Linked DNA regions of Homo sapiens: region 1 is linked to region 2. The links are chromatin contacts, found by Hi-C or POLR2A ChIA-PET in ENCODE. All regions are on one chromosome and are shown on one strand. Each heading gives the region's core, a stretch centred on a gene start or an enhancer-like site at or near the end of the contact. The rest is flanking DNA. Distances are from core to core; before and after follow the strand shown. Region 1 overlaps GRAMD1B (GRAM domain containing 1B). Region 2 has its middle 24 kb from the start of CLMP.

Evidence for each region. Hi-C counts contacts between places; a loop is a spot of excess contacts on that map. ChIA-PET counts read pairs that join two places held with the same protein, here RNA polymerase II (POLR2A). Pooled maps may share reads with other maps.
Region 1: a map of breast epithelium shows a loop between it and region 2 (15-fold over the local background). The contact joins two enhancer-like sites. A Hi-C loop is called at or near these places in 1 of 168 maps with a recorded cell type or tissue (breast epithelium) and 1 of 50 pooled maps. POLR2A ChIA-PET finds 5 or more read pairs at or near these places in 2 of 52 experiments (HEK293T and activated T-cell).

The regions. Positions count from the first base shown.
Region 1 is chr11:123,473,720-123,479,132 of GRCh38, reverse strand. All of the region lies in intron 1 of GRAMD1B (GRAM domain containing 1B), which reads right to left. Among named protein-coding and RNA genes, the nearest start is that of GRAMD1B, 46 kb to the right of the region's middle. RefSeq lists an enhancer at 418-712. Within about 2 kb of position 3,957, at least 8 of the 41 ENCODE cell types and tissues checked have a DNase peak (open chromatin) inside an H3K27ac peak, as active enhancers do.
Region 2 is chr11:123,216,682-123,221,834 of GRCh38, reverse strand. No RefSeq gene overlaps it. Among named protein-coding and RNA genes, the nearest start is that of CLMP, 24 kb to the right of the region's middle. RefSeq lists enhancers at 2,289-2,789, 4,843-5,153. Within about 2 kb of position 2,346, at least 2 of the 41 ENCODE cell types and tissues checked have a DNase peak (open chromatin) inside an H3K27ac peak, as active enhancers do.

The DNA.
Region 1 (5,413 bases), core at 2,708-5,207, 260 kb before region 2:
CTCCTTCCCTTCCATGCAGCACGTTTTTACAGCTCGTTCACTATGCAGTGGCTGCTCATCATTTTCACTTTGCCAGCTCGGATGGATTTGCCTATTACCAACTCCACATAACCAAATTTCACTATAATGTCGTTAACTCATGAGATGTCTTACTTGGAACTGGCCTGTTATATGAATCAAGCATCCCCTTATATACAACCTGGGACAAGTGTTACTCCACAGTAGGCAGCACACAGATGACTGTAACTCAAATTCCAAAGCCCACACAGCTCCAGAAGCAGGGTCTACACTGTGGGAGAACACACCATTTACAACAGTCAACAGGGCTCAACCAAGCCAACCACAATCAGCATTGCAGCCTCTTCAAAGCAGGGGTCAAACTTGACCCCGCTGAGCCAGGATGGGCTGGTTCTTCCTAGTCCCCCTATCCTCCCCCGGCAATCAAAATTTTAAACTAATAAAGGGGGCTCCCAGAACTCAAGGCCATCTACCAGGATTTCAGAAAAATAATTCTAAGCTGATATTTGCAAGTTTACCCACTAGATGGCACTGTAGACTTCCAAACCAGAACTACAAGGAAAACCAATAAGGAGCCTCAGGAACCGGAACCAGGAACTGCCTCCTTTCTGGCGCCCCTCTCTGGCCTGCCTTCCCATGGCTTAGAAAACAGTTCAGATGGCAGAGAAGGCAGCAATGGGTCATGTTCAAACTGTGTATTGGTTTCAAATAAATATCAAACTACATGCATCCAACAAGTATTCACATCACGCTATGTGTACACGAAGCATCATCAAGACAATGGTTAAGAGTCTACAGTATGGAACCAGGCGGGTTGGCTCATGCCTGTAATCCCAGCACTTTGGGAGGCTGAGACCGGAGGATCGCTCAAACCCAGGAGTTCCTGATCAGCCTGGGCAACCTGGTGAGACCCCATCTCTATAAAAAAAAAATTAGCCAGGCATGATGGTGTACACCTGGAGTCCCAGCTACTCGGAAGACTGTGGTGGGAGGAAGGAAGGACAAAGAAAGAAAAAGAGAAGAGGCTGGGTGTGGTGGTTCACGCCTGTAATCCCAGAACTTTGGGAGGCGAGGCGGGTGGATCACCTGAGATCAGGAGTTTGAGATGAGACTGGCCAACATGGTGAAACCTCATCTCTACTAAAAAAAATAAAAAATAACAAATAAAAAAAATTAGCCAGTCTTGGTGGCAAGCGCCTGTAATCCCAGCTACTTGGGAGACTGAGGTCAGGAGAATCACTTGAACCAGGGAGGCGGAGGTTGCAGTGAGCGAGATCGCGCCACTACACTCCAGCCTGGGCGACAGAGTGAGACTCCATCTGAAAAACAAAAAAAGAGAAGAAAAGGGAAGGAAAAGGGAAAGGGAAAAGGAAAGGGAAGGGAAGAGAAAGGGAAAGGAAAGGAAGGGAGAAGGAAGGGAAAGGAAGGGAGAAGGAGAAGGAAGGGAGAGAGAAGGGAAAGGGGAAGGGAGGGAAGGGAGGGGAGGGGAGAGAGAGGGAAAGGAAGGGAGACGGGAGGGAGGGGAAAGGGAGGCCACTAACAGATAAAACTGTCTTTTGGAAACCCTGAAAAAGAAACTCTAAACTAGGATTTGGAATGACTTTGCCTTGGCACCGATGACTGAAAGATGCCTTAACACTGCAAAGAAGGGAATTGTATAAGCAACTGTTTGCCATTCGCTCAAGACAGCTAGTCCAGTGACAATTCCATTTACCACTTACCGTTTCCATTTTCATTTCCATTTTCCATTTACCACTCTCAAGTACCCAGCACTGTGCTAGGGGAGGGGAGGGGAGGAGAGGGGAGGGAAGGGAGAATGAAAGGGAGGGGAGGGAGAGGGGAGGGGGAAGGGAAGGAAGGGGGAGAAGGGGAGAGGATGGGAGGGGGAGAGGAGGGGGAGGGGGGAGGGGAGGCAAGGGAGAGGGAAAGAAAGAGAAAAAGAAAGAAAGAAGGAGGAAAGAAAGAAAGAGAAAGAAATGTGAAGTATGAAAAAGAGCATCTGCCACATTTTAACTGCTATGTAAATGCCAGGTGCCATTATCCTATATGCAAGGCATCATTTTATGGGTTATAGGAAAAGAAAGACGTGAATCAAACAAGGATCCTGCTCTCAAAGTGCTTAGAATCAGGAAAGTAAGATTCAATATAAATAACTATATTTAAAAGCAGAAAAATGATAACTCTCAATACTATGTATTAAGTGCTATGGGAACACAGAATGCAGAAATGTCATGTCCTTCTGGGACCAGTAAGACAATTCTGTCTTAACAACAAGATTTTTGTGCTGCCACTTAAAACTGGATAGACTCAAGACATGCAGAAATGAGAAGAAAAGGCATTCTAGTTCAATTCCGTTTACCACTCTCATGTACCCAGCACTGTGCTAGGAGACAGTACTGTAAAGATGATCAGGACAAGGTCTCTCCAGCAAAGAGCTCCCAGTCTAAGACATACAAATATTCACCGTGGACTGTGATGCAACAACAGCAGAAAAATGAACAAGGTGTAGCTGGTGGACACCTCTGTTGGAAAGCTCCAGGGAACACATCAGAGAGGTGAACATCGAGCTGGAGGGACTCTAGATAAATCCATGGTGGCAACAGGCATAGGGTATATACAGGATCTTTCCTCCTCCAGTACCCTCGGCAGAGGCCTGGCCCTATTTCCTCCCATTATTTGAGCTTGTTTTTCAACAGTCTTAAAGAAGTTAAATGGGCCGGGTGCGGTGGCTCACGCCTGTAATCCCAGCACTTTAGGAAGCCGAGGCGGGTAGATCACCTGAAGTAAGGAGTTCGAGACCAGCCTGGCCAACATGGTGAAACCCTGTCTCTACTAAAAATACAAAAATTAGCCAGGTGTGATGGTGCACGCCTATAATCCCAGCTACTCGGGAAGTTGAGGCAGGAGAATCACTTGAACCTGGGAGGTGGAGGTTGCAGTGAGCCAAGATCGTGCCACTGCCCTCCAGCCTAGATAACAGAGACTCCGTCTCAAAAAAAAAAAAAAGAAGTTAAATGGATGAATTGCTGCCAACCACTCCTCCACTCAATCCCATGAAATAATATTGTTGAGCAGAATTTCCAGAGATTCAGACACTGCCTCACCCTCTCACACACACCCTTTCAATTCTTCTCTTATATGAGCCTTTTTCAATGATATAGGCCACCTGGACCCCAGGCAACTCACGCTGCTCCCTAAATAAACCTACCAGTCTTCGGAGACCATGAAAAGAGCAACCTCCAGGCCAAGGTGTTTATAAAGGAGTGCAGCATGCTACAAGGTCAAAAAGCACACCTCCCTCCACTCCAGATTAGTCAAGGCCTTAGTGGGAGAAGACATCCAGTCTGCGTCCACTCTGGGATTCAGGAGGTTGAAAAGAACTTGGAGAAAGTCCAGCAGAGGGCACTAACAGATGAAACTGTCTGTTGGAAACCCTGAAAAAGAAACTCTAAACTAGGATTTGGAATGTCCTTGCCTGGGCACCGGATGACTGAAAGATGGCTTAACACTGCAAGGAAGGGAATTTGTATAAGCAACTGCTTGCCATTCGCTCAAGACAGCTAGATATGGAACTAGGATGACTTTAATCCCTCCTGCTGTACATTCAAGCTTCAGATAAAATTCACTGTATAAATTAAATTTTGGAACACTAGACCATGTTCCTAAATAAGATGGGAAGCTCTTGGTAAAATTCTGGGATATTCCTGAGGGAAACCAGCTGAAGCAGAATCCTGGTTTTGTTTAAGACCAGCGTGCTAGTGCAGGAGCTTATCCTGGAAGGTCACATTAATACCAGCAGCACTGGAAGGACTGGGAAAAATCCACAGGAATCTGAGCCAAAGCACGCTCCACAAGGGAGAAATTCACTAGGCTTTGACCAGGAAGCTCTGCAATGCGGGCTGGGCAAATTCTCATGATTCCAGTGATCTCCCTTCCTCCCTCCCTGTACCCAGGACACGTGCAGAAAGTACAGACTAAACCCACGAACCACCAGGAAGCCGTCCTTCTGCCCTCTGAAAGGCACGGCTTTACTGCTAGAAAGACGGAATATGGCAACCTCTACTGAGTAGGTGCTTCCTAGGGAGAAACAGCTCTTTCTCTTCCAGGCAACCCTACAGGAGTCATAGCTTCCTATGCCCAGAAGGGGTTCTGAGAGATTCAGGTGGTCCCAAGCCGTCATGGGGGCATGTAGGCTGTAATGCAGTATTTCCAGAGCCTGATGGAAACTACATTTACCCACACCCAGGCTGCAGAGACTAATGTACTGCATCTCTTTACTTCTGGCTGCAACTGAGGCAATCTCTCCTGTTAGTATCAATTATCTCATGCTAATTAGAAGCTGCAAAAGGCTCTGAGTGGCAGTTATAGATGTCTTTGTGTCTTTGTTAATAAAAATGGGGAAATATATTATTTTAAGCAGTGATACAGTAGAAATAGCACCAAGGCAGACAAACCTGGGTTTGCCCCCTGCCTTTATTTGTTTTTTGTTTTTCTGGATTGAGGTCCTTGGGACATAGGCTTTGTTTCTTATTAGCCTTCTAACCTTGGCCAAGTCACTTATCCTCCCTTAGCCTATTTCCTGAAAAATGGAGACTTATTGCGATTACTCACAACTTAGTCCTCTATTTATAGAACTGCACAGAGGATTAAGTTGTGAATAATCCAGTCACAGTATCTGAGTTCAGGATATGGCGTCAGAGAGACGCACATTCTAGTCCTGACTCTGCCACTTAGCAGAGGGGGAGATTGAGAAAATTATTTCACTTTTCTAACAGTCAGATGTGGGTAATAATGCATGCCTTAAAAGACTGCAGTTCTGTTGGATTCAAGATTGCCATTACTTTAAAAAAAATTAAAAGTTAAAAAAAAGAAAACATTGCAGTGGGGATTAGAAATGGTAGAAATCATCTGTAGAACATGTTTAGGGCAGTAGCAGGCCCTTGGTGAGTGTATCATAAATGGTGGATATCTATTACACTGAGTATTCAGTTAGTGTGTCAGAATATTTTGAAATAGCCAGTGCATGGGAGAAAGATAACAGAAAAGGCCCTTAGCCTGAAAAGTAGGGCCTCACCACCACTGACAGAAGAGAGAGCTGGGTTTTCATGCTAAATTATTTCTACATATAAAATGACTCTGGCATTTACTATTTCAGCTTAAGTAGGAAAGGTGTATGGGGGAAGAGAAGGCAGGTAGCAAAGATGGAGAGAATAAAGGAGGAGTTTCTGTGTGCCACCTGGCAAGCAGGTATGGACAAGTCTAATAATAGAAAATAAGTAAACAAATGTGACTGGGGTACTGCCACCTCCTTACAGAACATCCCTCAATATCCTCAAACACCACTTAGAAATAACATACTTGAGGTGAATATTGAGAATTTGTCTACCGAGTTAGA
Region 2 (5,153 bases), core at 1,097-3,596:
TAAACCCAGTATGTGCTTAATAAATAAACAAGTACAATTCTCCTGGCACATCTTTAACACCACACACAATTCAGAACTCCCTCAAGATTTATATACTCATTTACTGACTGATTTATTCGTTGAGTAAATGAACACATGGCTATTACATATAAAGACATGTATTACAGACTGGAAGTTCAAATATGAACTGGACATGAACTTAACCTTCAGAAAGCATACGTTTACAAGGAGAAATAAGGAATGTTCCACTAAAAGGAAATAAAGAATGTCCTATAACCATTTCCAGCTAAACAGATTAGGAAAGGCTTCATGAAGAAAAAGGACCTTACAGAAGACCATAAGGATAAGTAATATTTAGAAATTTGGCAAAGAAGGAGACAGAAGGGCATTCCAGATGGAGCAATGGAGCAAAGAATTTGAGCAAAAGCAGAAACGTGGGAAAGCCTGGGGCATGGACTTGAAACAGAGCAAAGTTCATCGTGCTGAGGCATAGAGTGGGGAAAGAGGAGGGTAAGGAGCTGAGATGGAAATGTTCATGAACGCTGGACGATGAACCAAACCCAAATGAGCCCCAGGCTGGGGATGTCAAGCCACTGGCAGAATTCCCCTAAATTGCATAGCTCTTCTATGGAACACAGTGTGAGAAGCCCACAACAGATTAAAGATGTCTAGGAGCTTGACGGCCTATGTTGCAATCAAAAACAATCTTCCAGATATGGGAAGAAGGAGCCATACGAAAGAAGATTCAATGGAGAAGCATCATGATTGCCTTTGAAGTCATCATTACCGAGGACCTATTGCTGCATGACACAGTGTTGGCTACTATCCAAAAGAAACTTTCTCTAGGCCGGGTGCAGTGGCTCACACCTGTAATCCCAGCACTTTGGGAGGCCAAGGTGGGTGGATCACCTGAGGTTGGGAGTTCGAGACCAGCCTGTCCAACATGGAGAAACCCTGTCTCTACTAAAAATACAAAATTAGCTGGGCGTGGTGGCACATGCCTGTAATCCCAGCTACTCAGGAGGCTGAGGCAGGAGAATTGCTTGAACGCGGGAGGCGGAGGTTGCAGTGAGCTGAGATCGCGCCATTGCACTCCAGCCTGGACAACAAGAGTGAAACTCTGTCTCAAAAAAAAAGAGATTAAAAAAAAAAAGAAACTTTCTCTGTGAGCTTGAGTAAACTTCCTTGCCTCTCTAAGCCTCAGTTTCCTCATCTATAATATAGTGTGTGGTGGAGGCAGTGGAGCGAGGAGAGGTTGCTATCACCTGTCTTGCAAGAATATTGTGAGTAACTACAAGCTAACATATGTAAAAGACTTAACACAATGCCTAATAACTAAGGGCTGCTCAATAAATGATAACTATTTATTGTGAAAATTTTAAATTTATGTGTATGTGTATATTTTATTGTGTGTATTGCGTATATTTTATTCCATCTATGTAAATTCACACTCATATATAGATACATAGTGATTTTTCACAATATCCTGATGAAGTAGGGAAGGCAATTTCCCAAATAAACTAATCCCATAGAAAAGTTAAGGCATTTGCCCAAGGTCACACAATGGTTTGGATTAGATCCCAAAGCTGCCTCCTCCTAGTCCCAGGCTCTTTCCAGAATAGCATGATACCCAAGTACACTTCAAGACCGCCCAGGTATGATTATAAGTGAGAATCAGGAAATGGGCTGAAAGGATTCTCTCACCAGAGAAGGCAGGGGAAGGAAGCTGTCTTTTCTCCTGCAGGTGGCTATTTTTTGCCTAAGTATGTCTAGTTCTTCTTCACCTTCTCAGAAGAACCAGAGGCCACCTTATAAGTTATCGATCATATTTCTCTTCTGGGCTTGCTTTATTTTATTTTATTTTATTTTATTTTATTTTATTTTATTTTATTTTATTTTATTATTTTATTTTTAGTAGAGACAGGGTTTCACCATGTTGGCCAGGCTGGTCTTGAACTCCTGGCCTCAAGCGATCCTCCCACCTCGGCCTCCCAAAGTGCTGGGATTACAGGCATGAGCCACCTCGCCTGGCCTCTTCTAGGCTTTCTTTAAATTCTTGGTAAGATTTCCTCAAAGGTGGGAGCCCCAGTTAAGTTCACTCTTTCAAATAAAGGAGCTGAGGGCAAACCTCTGAGAGTTCCTCAAGGCCAGGGTGCCTGTCTTTTAAATATTTGTCTCCCCAGCACCCAGAGCCTTGTGGGCTCTCAGGGCACCCTGCAGAGCTGTGGTGAGTCAGGTTGTAAGGGTCAGGGTCCACACACCCAGTCGTCCTGGTGTTGGCTGGAGGACAGAGCCGGGCCTCAAGCACAGAGGATGGAGCAGCAGGCAGACAGAAGGAAATGGGTCACACCAGGCATGATTCAGGGAATAGTGTCTTTTGGGACCATGGCCCAAACCTGCTGAACTGACAGCTTCTCCAGCTGGCTTTCTTTCGTCTTACTTCATATTCTAAGGTTTCGGTCAAGAAGAGTATAAACAGAAAGACATAACATGGATGTCTCAGAGCACCGAGGCAAATAAACCCAGGAAAAATAAGCAGACCAGGAATCTCTGGTTAGCCGATCAGATTGCAATTATGCTGCTACTATAGTAGAGAGTGACCCAGACCCAGTTAGTTGGCAAGTTTTTCTTTGCAGCAATCAGCTGATGAAAACATACCCACCTCGTCATGCTCTCATCTGACACAGCACTGTGTCTCCAGAAACTGTTACCGGAAAGGGGTCCCGATCCAGACCCCAAGAGAGGGTTCTTGGATCTTGTGCAAGAAAGAATTCGGGGCAAGTCCACAGTGCAAAGCAAAAGCAAGTTTATTAAGAAAATAAAGGAATAAAACAGTGGCTACTCCATAAGCAGAGCAGCAGCTTAAGCTTAAGCTATAAGGATACTTATAGTTATTTCTTGATTATATGCTAAACAAGGAGTGGATTATTCACGAGTTTTCTGGGAAAGGGGTGAGCAATTCCTGAAGCTGAGGGTTCCTCCCCTTTTTAGACCACATAGGGTAACTTCCGGATGTTACCATGGCATCTATAAACTGTCATGGCGTTGGTGGGAGTGTCTTTTAGCATGCTAATGCATTATAATTAGCGTATAATGAGCAGTGAAGATGGCCAGAGGTCTCTCTCATGGCCATCTTGGTTTTGGGTCTTGGCTGGCTTTCATTACTGCAACCCACTTTATCATCAAGGTCTTTATGACCTGTATCTTGTGCTGACCTCCTATCTCATCCTGTGACTAAGAATGCCTAACCTCCTAGGAATGCAGCCCAGGAAGTCTCAGCCTCATTTTACCCAGCCGCTATCCACAATGAAGTTGCTCTGGTTCAAATGCCTGTAACAAAATCATAAAGAAGAACTAAAAACTCCATATCCAGGACCTAACACGATTCAAGCTGAAGAAAATCAGGTCACAGACTTAAGGGAGTTTATCTGAACTTTTGAACTTAGATTTTTTTTTAATTAGCAAGACTTTTAATAAAGAATAAGGATGAGAGAAAGTGATGGACAAAGGCTTTGAGACCCTGGCATATAATTTTACTCCCTGATGCTGCAATTTGAGCCCCAGATTCTCAGGCAACATTGGAAAAATATAGGAAGTCAAACTACTCTTGTGTTTTCTCATGCTAATACCCACCAAAGAAGCAGGCAGAATGGAGGCCCCAGAGCCCCAACGAGTAACCCCATCTCCCCTCCAGGGTGAGAAAAAAATCAGGCTCAAATTAAAGTGCTATCTTGCTGGCAAAAGAAGTGTGAAAAACTGCCGTGCCCTTTTCTAGCAATTCCAATGAGCTCATGTATTTTCATTCTGAGGTGTTAAACATTGCCAGAGAGAGAGAGAGAGAGAGCCTTCTAAGAGTATTTAGGTCAAATGCTAGGATTTCTTTTAACCCTTTAGAATTCCAGTCGAATTCCAATGATACTAAATTGAAAACCCAAAATGGATGTAACAAACTTTTTCTGGAACCTTTACAGAGTAATGACTAATATTGGAGGGTGAGGGTGGGGGGGGGGGTTGTTTGTTTTGTTTTTTGTTTTTGTTTTTGAGACGGTGTCTTCCTCTGTCGCCCAAGCTGGAGTGCAGTAGTGTGATCTTGGCTCACTGCAACCTCCACCTCCTGGGTTCAAGCGATTCTCCTGCCTTAGCTTCGTGAGTAGCTGGGATTACAGGCACCCACTACTACGCCTGGCTAATTTTTTGTATTTTTAGTAGAGACAGAATTACACCAAGTTGCCGGGCATGGTGGCTCACGCCTGTAATCCCAGCACTTTGGGAGGCCGAGGGGGGCGGATCACAAGGTCAGGAGTTCGAGACCATCCTGGCTAATACGGTGAAACCCCATCTCTACTAAAAATACAAAAAAAATTAGCCGGGCGTAGGTGGTGCACGCCTGTAGTCCCAGCTACTTGGGAGGCTAAGGCAGGAGAATGGCGTAAAACCCGGGAGGCAGAGCTTGCAGTGAACCGAGATCGCGCCACTGCACTCCAGCCTGGGAGACAGAGCGAGACTCTGTCTCAAAAAAAACAAACAAAAAAAAAGAATTTCACCAAGTCGGCCAGGCTGGTTTCAAACTCCTAACCTCAGGTGATCTTCCTGCCTCGGCCTCCCAAAATGTGTGTGTGGATTTGTTTTCGTTTTTCTTTTTGAGACAAAGTATCCCTGTGTCACCCAGGCTGGAGTGCAGTGGGGCAATCTCAGCTTACTGCAACCTCCGCCTTCCGGGTTCAAGGTATTCTCCAGCCTCAGTCTCCTGAGTAGCTACGATTACAGGCGTGTGCCACCACAATGGGCTAATTTTTGTATTTTTAGTAGAGACGTGGTTTCACCATGTTGGCCAGGCTGGTCTCAAGCTTCTGACCTCAAATGGTCCACCTGCCTCGGCCTCCCAAAGCGCTGGGGATTACAGGCGTGAGCCACCGCACCCGGCCTTAATATTGTTTTTTTAATGGGTCCATCTGATCTCAGACAGACAGCATGATCTCTATCTGACCCCATAAAAGGATCCCTGTTGTGAAACTTCCGTGGAGCTTCAATAATGTTGCACAGCGGCTCTTTCCCATACCCAATTCTTCTGTCCCCACGGTGTGCATAAATTCAGGCTGGATCTCTGGTTAGATGAGGATAACCTCCCTTACCTAGTCACTCCCAAAGTAATT